2 separate regions of the Homo sapiens genome follow, and region 1 is linked to region 2. A link is a contact called in ENCODE Hi-C or POLR2A ChIA-PET data. All regions are on one chromosome and are shown on one strand. The core of a region is the stretch at or near the end of the contact, and the rest is flanking DNA. Distances in the headings are between cores, read along the strand shown.

Region 1 (4,817 bases), core at 1,995-4,494, 110 kb before region 2:
AGTGCAGTGTCTACAACCCAAGGAACACCAAGGACTGAACAAGCACCAGAGACTAGAAGAGAGGCCATTTTCTCTCAGAGCCTACAGAAGGAAAGCAGCCCCACTGACACGGTGATTAGGATCTCCAGCCTCCAGAACTGGGACCAAGTAAGTTCCTGTTGTTTTCAGCCGCCCAGCTTCCAGTAATTTGTTACAGCAGCCCTAGGAAGCTAATATACTCACGCTTAGCTGCCTAAATGTCTAATTCTCAAAATAATACCAAGGGACAAACAGAATGAACACCAATAAAGCAAAATGTATAACAAGCCTGTTCTAAAACACACAAAAAAGACTTCAAGGCAAACAAAAATTTTGAGTTAAAGTTTCCATTTATTAATTTACCATATAGCCTTCTTACAAGTTAGCTCTTCTCAGTTTGGAAACAACTCACAGACAGTTATATAGGTGCTTCTTCACTCTGGCATCCAATCTTGGAAGGATTTTGCCTTGAAAAAAAGGCCTGCTATCTCTCTGGCACTTAACGAATCTGAAGTTTATAAAACAACCATCTACCCTTTTGAGAGTCATTAAAATAAGGTGGGAAAATCTTTGGTGGCCTGTTTATACACATTTTAAAAACAAAGAGATCTGTCTAGAATATATTCTCAACACAAAGCCTTTCTTCCTAATATGTGCTTTTAACTCTGATCTCACTGAAACTACATGATTTCTACAGTCTTGCATATCTGGTAAGAATAAAGTTCACACAGAATAATATTCTTATACTCATTATTTTTACTGCAGTATGCAGCTCTTACTATGAATTGGTGGTTATTACTTGAAAAAGGAAAACAAAACATCACTGGTGAAAATGTAAAATGGTACAACCGCTTGGGAAAAGATCCGTTTCTTAGCAAACTAAACCTATACCTACCATATAATCTAAGAATTCGAATCCTAGGTATTTCTCAAGAGAAATGATATTATTTAGATTCCATTTATACGAAGTTCTGAAACAGAAAACTAATCTGCGGTGGGAAAACAGTTAAGACAGCTGTTGCCTTGAGAGGGTGTGAATGGAGACCGACTGAGAAGAGACATGAGGCAACTCCAAAGTGATGCTTATAGTCTGTACCCTGCTGCAGGCTGCGTACAAACGTGAATGAAGGCTTCTATCAAAAGTCACTGATGGGTGCTCACTTCAGTAGCACATACACTAAAATCGGAACAATGCACAGACGATTAGCATGGCCTCTGTGCAAGGATGATGCACACATTCGTGAAGCAGTCATTAAATTTTTTTTTAAAAAGTCACTGACTGGTACCCTCAAGATTGTACATTTCACTGTATGTAAACTTCACCGAAAAACCCAACCAACCTATAAACAAATACTGAATTCTAAGTGTTCAGAGGTGAAGTATATCGATATTTGTAACTTGCCTCAAAGAATTCAGGCAAACTGGGTGGACAGAAGGATGGACAGATATATAGTTACATAATAGAGCAAATACAATTAAAAGTTAATTGTAGGATCTAAGTAGTGGGTATACGGGTGTTCACTGTACAATTCTCCAAATTTTCTATATGCCTCAATATATTCTTAATAAAATGTTGGGAAAAATGCCTGATTGGCTTTCTTAGCCAGAGTTACATTATACAGGTATGGATACGTAAGTATATACAGAGGTATAAACATTATAAACATAAAATTACAAAACTGCTGCATACTTTATATCTTATTACTATACTTGAAGAAATCATGCTTAATATTGCCAAAATACTAGTCCTTTAATCTCCATTTATTCCCAAACATTTATTATTATTATTTGTAATGATACACAAGGCACTCTACTATGTGCCTTGGAAAATAATGGCTCACATTTTAAACACCTAACACATGCCAACCATTTAATCCATTTATGTTCAATATTTTAAGAAAAGTACCTGATTACAAGCATTACCACTGGTTCACAGTTTTAAGTTTTTAATAATTTCAGCACTTGTGCACAGGCAATTGCAGTTTTTGTTGTTTTTTTTTTTTTTTTTTTTTTTTTTTTTTTTTTTGAGATGGAGTCTCACTCTGTTGCCCAGGCTGGAGTATGGTGGCACAATCTCAGCTCACTGCAACCTCCACCTCCCAGGTTCGAATGATTCTCCTGCCTCAGCCTCCTGAGTAGCTGGGATTACAGGCGCCTGCCACCACGCCCAGCTAATTTTTGTATTTTTAATAGAGATGGGGTTTCACCATGTTGGCCAGGCTGGTCTCGAACTCCTGACCTCCAGTGATCCGCCTGCCTCGGCCTCTCAAAGGCATGAGCCACCACGCCCAGCCGCAATTGTCATTTTCTTAATTAGGATTCTGTAAATACATTTACTTTTATTTATTTTTAAGACAGCATCTCCCTCTGTTGCCCAGGCTGGAGTGCAGTTGCACAATCACAGCTCATTGCAGCCTTGAACTTCAAGGCTCAAGTGATCCTCTCGCCTCTGCCTCCCAAGTAGCTGGGACTACAGACGTGTGCCACCATGCCTGGCTAATTTTTAAATTTTTTACTGGAGACAGGTTCTCACTATGTTGCCCAGGCTGGTGTCAATCTCCTGGACTCAAGCAGTCCTCCCACTTCAGCCTCCCGAAGTGTTGGGATTACAAGTGTGAACCAGCATGCCTGGCTTACATTTATTTTTATCTCAAAAAGGTTTATTGTTTTTTTTTAAGTAATTTTTTGGCTTGGGGATCAAGGACCTGAGAAAAACTACAACACATGAAAGAAGGATGTTCCCTTTAGGTTTTGTATCTTATATAAGTCATTCTGATTTTTTTAAATCAATTGTAGATACATCTGCTAACCTGGGGAAGAAAAATAACATGGAAGGACCTTGATTTACCTCTCTTTGGGAAGACAGGCAGCAACTATTAATATTTCCTGTAGACTTTAATTATCCTTTTGGATAGTAGAGTGGCCTAGATCATGTATATTTTATAATCGTACTTTCTCTCTTAGCTAGTGCCAAAAAGAATCCTAGGATTTCTTTTCACTTTAAAAATAAAATCTAAATTTTATGCTATTGATTAAAGACCTTAGGAACCCACACATATTCATGAGAATAAACGTGAAGCTCATAACACTCACTAAAGAGTCATTTACCAGGAGGCATACTGAATGGAAAGACAGGGTTAAGGTGAAAAGGTCACGACAAACGTTACGGGCTGTTAAAGACCTCTGTGAGGCCAGAGACACAAATGGCTGCAGGAAGTGACCTCATGTACCACTCATGGTTCACAGAAAAAGATGTTGCAATGTCTCGCCTACAGATTATTTTTTAGAGATGGAGAAGAGGGTTAGAACCTGGGAACAAACTGCAAGACATTCTGATATTTTGCATAGCACACTCTGGGGGTGACCACTGAGGAAGACTTTTAAGGAAGCAGCTGATGGCCTATCTGCCAGTGCCACGCTTTTATTTAATCACTGGCTATTAGAGCAGGTTTGGGGAGGTTGAGAGTAAAATAAAAAATGAACAGATTTTAGAGTCAGGCCTAGATGCAAACCTCAAGTTGGCTGCTCACCCACTAAGTAATTCTGGATACATTTCTTTACCTATCAGTGCCTCTATTTCCTCAAGAGCATAAAACCACCCACTTGTCAGGGTTGCTGGGCAGACAAATTGAGATCAAATATTTTAAAAATTTAGTTCAGTACCTACTGTACAGTAAGTATCCTGTCAATATTAGTCTCTCTCCTTTTTGTAAGTCAGCCCTTGGTTTTATTAATGCTAGAGCAAACATTTATTGCAAAGCCTCTCCTGGTCACAGGCTACTTTGGTACAGCAAAAACACTAAGAGAAAAATCCTCCCCATCTCTTCTCAGGCCATGCAGACATTCTCAAGCATGCATGAGGAGGTGAAAGTGAAGCTACCATTTCTGGTTTTCCCTAAGCAGTCTAGTATAAAATGTAGGTGTTATTTATTTATTTATTTTTGAGACAGGGTCTTGCTCTGTCGCCCAGGCTGGAGTGCAGTGGTGCCATCACGGCTCACTGCAGCGTTAACCTCCTACACTTAAGTGATCTTCCCACCTCAGCCTCCTGAATAGCTGGGACCACAGGTGTGCACCACCATGTCTGGCTAATTTTGGTATTTTTTGTAGAGACAAGGTCCCATTATATTGGCCCAGGCTGATCTCAAACTCCTTGACTCAAGTGATCCTCCTGCCTTAGCCTCCCAAAATGCTAAGATCCACCACGCCTGGCCTCCTTCAACTTTTAAAAATTATATGTCTAATATTCTTGAAAAAAAAAATCTTCCAAATCTAGCACAGGCCATTTATATGAGCAATTTTGTAAATGGTTCTGGGAAAATAAGACGGCGAAATATAGAAAATTCTAATTCTCCTTAGCTAAGAAAACCATTCAATTAAGTGACCAGAAGTAACTCTGAGTCTGCAGAGATGGTAACATCCAGGCACAAGCTGTCATGCACCTAGGAGGTTGCAAGGAAGTATTTCTTAACAAAGACACTTCCATTTTTAAAAAACTTTTTACGTTAAAATTTTCAAACATATATAAATGTTTAACAAATCTCTGTATATCCATGACCTAGTTTCAATGATTATCAATGATCCCATTTTAAAGCTGGAACTTAGAGATACTATCTAATCTGTTTATCTCAGTATGTTTTTAGCGACACATATCTTCAGAATGGTATTCCCCTTGCGGGGAACAGAATTCCTTACAATTAAAACCTCGAAAGTCGCAGTGGAAATTACCTAAATTCTGATATTATTAAAAAAAAAATAAAATAACATAAAACTATTGATTTCTCTTTTCCTAAGTAAAG
Region 2 (4,699 bases), core at 180-2,679:
TCAACTTCTGAAACAAGGCCTCTCTTCCTGAGGCCATGAGGCTAACCGTAGAATGAATCCAATCATTGGCCAGATGGGAAGTGTGAAGGAGTAGAATGTATCACTCCCTGGAATACTGTCTTAGGAGAGCTCAGGTATCCAAAGCTCATTTGAGATAAGTGCCCCTCCTACCACCACTGTATCTGTAGCACCCATCAGAAAGCTTTCTGCAAAGAACTGTCTGTCTAGCGTGATGGGGAAAGGTATAAGCCTGGCAAGTGAATCAAGAAAAAGCTGTTTACATAACCGTAAGTAGCACTACATTCTGAGGTCTCTTTTTGGTCCTTCCAGACTATATACACAGTTAAAAATGGTAAAACATAAAGCACAACTAAATTAAATCTGGCATGAGCAAAATATCTGAGAATTTGCTAATACTGACTCAATTTGCACAGGTCCCTCAATTGCTAAAGAACATAGATCCAATGGGTTTATACTTGTTCAGATAATGTGGTGGAAAAGATAATGATGATAACCACAAAACTAATAAAAATGTATTAAACAACAGAAACTATTCTTGAAACTTCTTTATATAAACATTCCAATAAAAACTTTTGGCTGCTCTAGTGTGTTTATTTCTTTATTTATACAAGAATAAAAGAGCGCTCTTCAAATGTTTTGACTAACAACCTTCCTCTAGAGAACTCTTTAAAGAGTCAGGACATATAATAATTGAGCCCAAAAACAGACAGGATTTCCTACTGCACATTTCCAGGACAATTCAGTTGCTTTTTATTGCTGTTCATATGAAGAAACCACTGCTCTCAAATTTTATTCACAGAAATTACATTCAATCCAAAACTTAATTGTTTACAATATTTTCTGTATGCAATTATAATATGGAAGTACTGGTTTCTAATTAACTCTTTCAAGTCTTAAAGACATACCAGAAAAAAATATATGATATAGGAAATCTGTTTCCTCTTGTACTAAACCAGGATAAACTGTATACATTGGTAATGTTATGCTACCTCCACAGACAAGGCTCATTCTGACTTTTGAGTAAAATAGTAAAATATAAGAGATAAGAATTGAAGAAGGCAGGCAGGCAGACGAGAGAGAAAATGGTTAACACGACTTACGTTTCTCTCTCAGACAATGAAGTGGTTAGCAGGAGCAAGCTTACAAACCTCCAGCAGAAGGCAAGATACAGAGCTGAGGTTTTAATTTGCGGCAAACACACAATGAGATGCCAAGTGGGTGGTACTCCTATGAATCGGGGGTGGGGCTGGGGATGAGAGGAGGGAAATAAGGCAGAAGGAGCACTTACTCGGTTAGAAGCTGGTGCAGCTTGTGATAGCCTCGCTCCAAGGCCAAGCTCACAGGCGTCGCCCCTTCCTGGTTGTGGATACTGAGAGCTCCGCGGCCACCTGGCTTCTGCAACAGGAACCACGTCAACCTCAGCAGTCCCAGCCGCACAGCAAAATGCATCAATGTCTCTCGCGGGCCAGCATCTGTAAATGGGGGAGAAAATGAACGTAAGTGAGGAAAATATAAAAACAAAAAACAAACAAACATAAAGACAAGTTATGTAAACACCACTGCCTCCAAGTGCCTAAGATTGTAAAGTTAAGCTACAACATACAGTGTGAACAGCTTTATTGTGGCCAGGTAGAATCAGCCCTCAAGTAAAGGCAAAACAAAGCTACAAAAGCATAGAAAGTATAGGAAGCAAAATCTTCAATCGAACACAGTCCTGCAAAAGAGAATCAGGACATTTCTATATTCTGACTTAATACACAGTGTTTGTTCAACCAATTTCACAGGCAGGCATATAAAGGCGACCCATACACACGTTCTTTTACTCAAATAATAATAACAGAAGCAAATGCAGCCCCACAACATGAGGTCCAAGAGGGAATAGCTGTTGGGACTTAAATGGGTGTATCATAAATGGTATAATTACTTTTTAAAAGAACACCCAGACAGGAGTTGGCTAGTTAAACACTAAAAACAGGTTCTGCTTGTTCAGTACACATGGGTCTTTTTATTCCTACACAATAAGGGCAAATCAAATTTCTGGCACTGCCAGCTTTATTTATTTGTTTAATGAGAGGAAGAAATGCATCTCCTGGCACAATAAGGAAGACTAACTCTAAGACAATCCACTAATAACTGCAGAAAGGAAAACGTTTATTTAACTTGAAATAAAGGCTCCCTCTTAGTAAAGTGAGTCACTCTGAAAGTGACAGAATGAGGAAGGGCTTGTAGTTAGACAAATCAGGGTTCGAATCTGGCATTTACCATCTGTGTGACCAAGCGTGATTCATGTAACATCTCTGAACTTCACTTTCTTCATCCCTAAAGTGAGATACCAACACCTCACTCACAGAGGTGTAACAAATGAGAAGAGGTAGATGAAATGCTAGTATTATGACTGGCTGTAGTAGACATTCATTAAATCCCAGTTCCTCTCTGTTTCCCGGCTCTCTTCACTGTCCTCTTGGACATCAAATTACATTCAAGGTTCACTAGCAATACTCTCTTCCTTCAGCAGTCCTCAGTGCCCAACCTAGGATGACAGGAGCTGAGGTCTTTGCAGGGATGCCACATATAGCCCCACAAGGCTGTACTACACTTAACTCCAGGGAGCTGGGAATGGCACCCTGAAGTTGTGCCTGCCTCAGCTTAGCTATCATCTCTTTCTTCATGGCCTCCCACGGGTCTAAACTTCTTCACTAAGCACTCGGACTTTTTGGACCCCAGTGGTTTTCTCCTTACTGTGAAGTCCTCAAATGCTTCTATACGTGAATATCACAAAGGAATGAACAGATTTTTGAAGCTGTGATTTTACACTGAATTACACTGTTTCCAAATGTCATCTGTGTATTAGTCTGGTATCCCTATTTCCAAGGTAAATTTCCTTGGAAGCACAATTTTTCATATTGTATATTTTCCCTACAGAACTGTATATGCATAGACCAATTCAGGATTTAAAGGGTGTTTAACCAGAGGCACATGGCTGGAAAGATTATGCCCCAGAAGCAACAACTACATGTGCAGGTACAAATTTTAATAATCAACACCTCTGCGCAGATGGCAAGGCCAGACAAAAGGACAAATAGAATCCTCACAAAAGATCAAATAGCACCATCTAACTTTTGCCTTACAGTTGTTCTGACATCCTTATCAAGAACAAAGAGCTAATGAGGCACTAACTAGGAAATACCTGATTCTTTAGAGGCTAGTTATTTCCAACCTTGAAGCAGCTGTCTCTTTACCACCCTCCCACAACCACTCTTCTGATTTGTTATTTGTTCTGAGTCAGCTCAGCATTTCAGTAGAAATCCCAATACTACAGCCACACGCCTGCTCAGAAGCTGATGCCCTGACTTCTGCACTACATCCTCTCTCAATTTCTGAAAGTCTTAGCAACTGGTACCACATCTGCTTTTGTGTAGACCCTTTCTGAGGATAACAGATTAGGAGAAAACAATGTAGTGCTATGCACCATGCACTGGGCTAGGCAGTTTATGTCAACTTTTTCCATTCTATCTTCTCAGTAACCCTATGAGGTCTGGTTATCTTCATTGTGCAAATGAAGGCAGATTCATAGAATTAATAGCTTGCCCACAGTCAGATCAGGATTTAAAATCAAAAGTTCTTCTGTCTTGCATTAAACAAACAAACAAACAAAAAACCTTTTCCATTACTCCACCCTGTTTCTTTTTGCTAGGAAATAAAACCACAAATACAAAAACAAGCAATCATACAAGCAAGCTAAACTAATGTGGTTTAAAAAGCACCTTTTTATGTTTTCTTCCAACATTTTATTAACTTTTCCAACATACACATAGTTCAAAGAATCACACAGCAAATAGCCAGACACTCACTCAACAACCTAGATCCTACAATTAATGTTTTTCTATATTTGCCTTATCACATATATATCCAACGATTCTTCCTTCTATTTCCCCATCGATCCACCTTATTTTTATGCATTTCAAAATAACTTGAAGATATCAGTCCACTTCACCCCAAAATACTTCAGCATGCATATAATTAACTAGCATTCAATATGTAGTTACAATTTTAGGTGATTTATATACAATGAAATACATATGGTATAGTATACCCATTTGATAAATTTTGACAAATGCATATACACGTGAACCCAAATCTGTACCAACATATAGAAAATTACCAATATCCAAAAAAGTTCTTTTGTGCCACTTTCCAGTTAATCCTCTCCTCCTCATTCAGAGTTAACCATTGTTCTGAATTTTTCACCTACATTAGTTTTGCCTGTTCTACAACTCCATATAGATGAAATTATAGAATATACACTCTTGTGTAAGGCTTCTTCGATGAGCATGTTTGAGATTCATCTACATTGCTGCATGTAGCAGTAGTACATTCTCTTTTACTGCTGAGTAGTCCACCGCATGCATATACCCCCAGTTTTAGGTATTCTCCCATTAATTTCTCACACATTTTTATTTGATTCAGGGGTCATGTGAATTAGGTTTGTAGAAGAGGCCAAGGTGCAAAGGGATAAACGAATATATGAATTTAGTTTCCTTTAGTCTGTGTTGTTTTAAGAGCATGAAAGCTTCCATCACTGCTTTCTTCCTTTTGTGTTTAAACTGCAGAGCTCAATCATTTAGGATCAATCTCTGTTCCCTTTTCTCTGCATCAGTACTCCTCTGTAATCTGAGTT

The links. A loop is a pair of places that touch in the nucleus more often than their neighbours do. ChIA-PET counts read pairs that join two places held with the same protein, here RNA polymerase II (POLR2A). Pooled maps may share reads with other maps.
Region 1: a loop to region 2 is called in a map of natural killer cell, with 7 times the contacts of the local background. The contact joins two enhancer-like sites. A Hi-C loop is called at or near these places in 1 of 168 maps with a recorded cell type or tissue (natural killer cell) and 5 of 50 pooled maps. POLR2A ChIA-PET finds 5 or more read pairs at or near these places in 9 of 52 experiments (CD8-positive, alpha-beta memory T cell, MCF 10A, T-cell and 5 more).

What each region holds. Positions count from the first base shown.
Region 1 is chr15:85,647,983-85,652,799 of GRCh38, reverse strand. All of the region lies in intron 10 of AKAP13 (A-kinase anchoring protein 13), which reads right to left. It also overlaps the pseudogene RNU6-1280P. Among named protein-coding and RNA genes, the nearest start is that of LINC02883, 110 kb to the left of the region's middle. RefSeq lists a silencer at 8-302. Within about 2 kb of position 3,244, at least 9 of the 41 ENCODE cell types and tissues checked have a DNase peak (open chromatin) inside an H3K27ac peak, as active enhancers do; they include natural killer cell, where a contact is called at or near this core.
Region 2 is chr15:85,540,566-85,545,264 of GRCh38, reverse strand. AKAP13 (A-kinase anchoring protein 13) reads right to left here. Exons shown (of 37, transcript NM_007200.5): 5 at 1,310-1,493. Among named protein-coding and RNA genes, the nearest start is that of AKAP13, 160 kb to the right of the region's middle. Within about 2 kb of position 1,429, at least 23 of the 41 ENCODE cell types and tissues checked have a DNase peak (open chromatin) inside an H3K27ac peak, as active enhancers do; they include natural killer cell, where a contact is called at or near this core.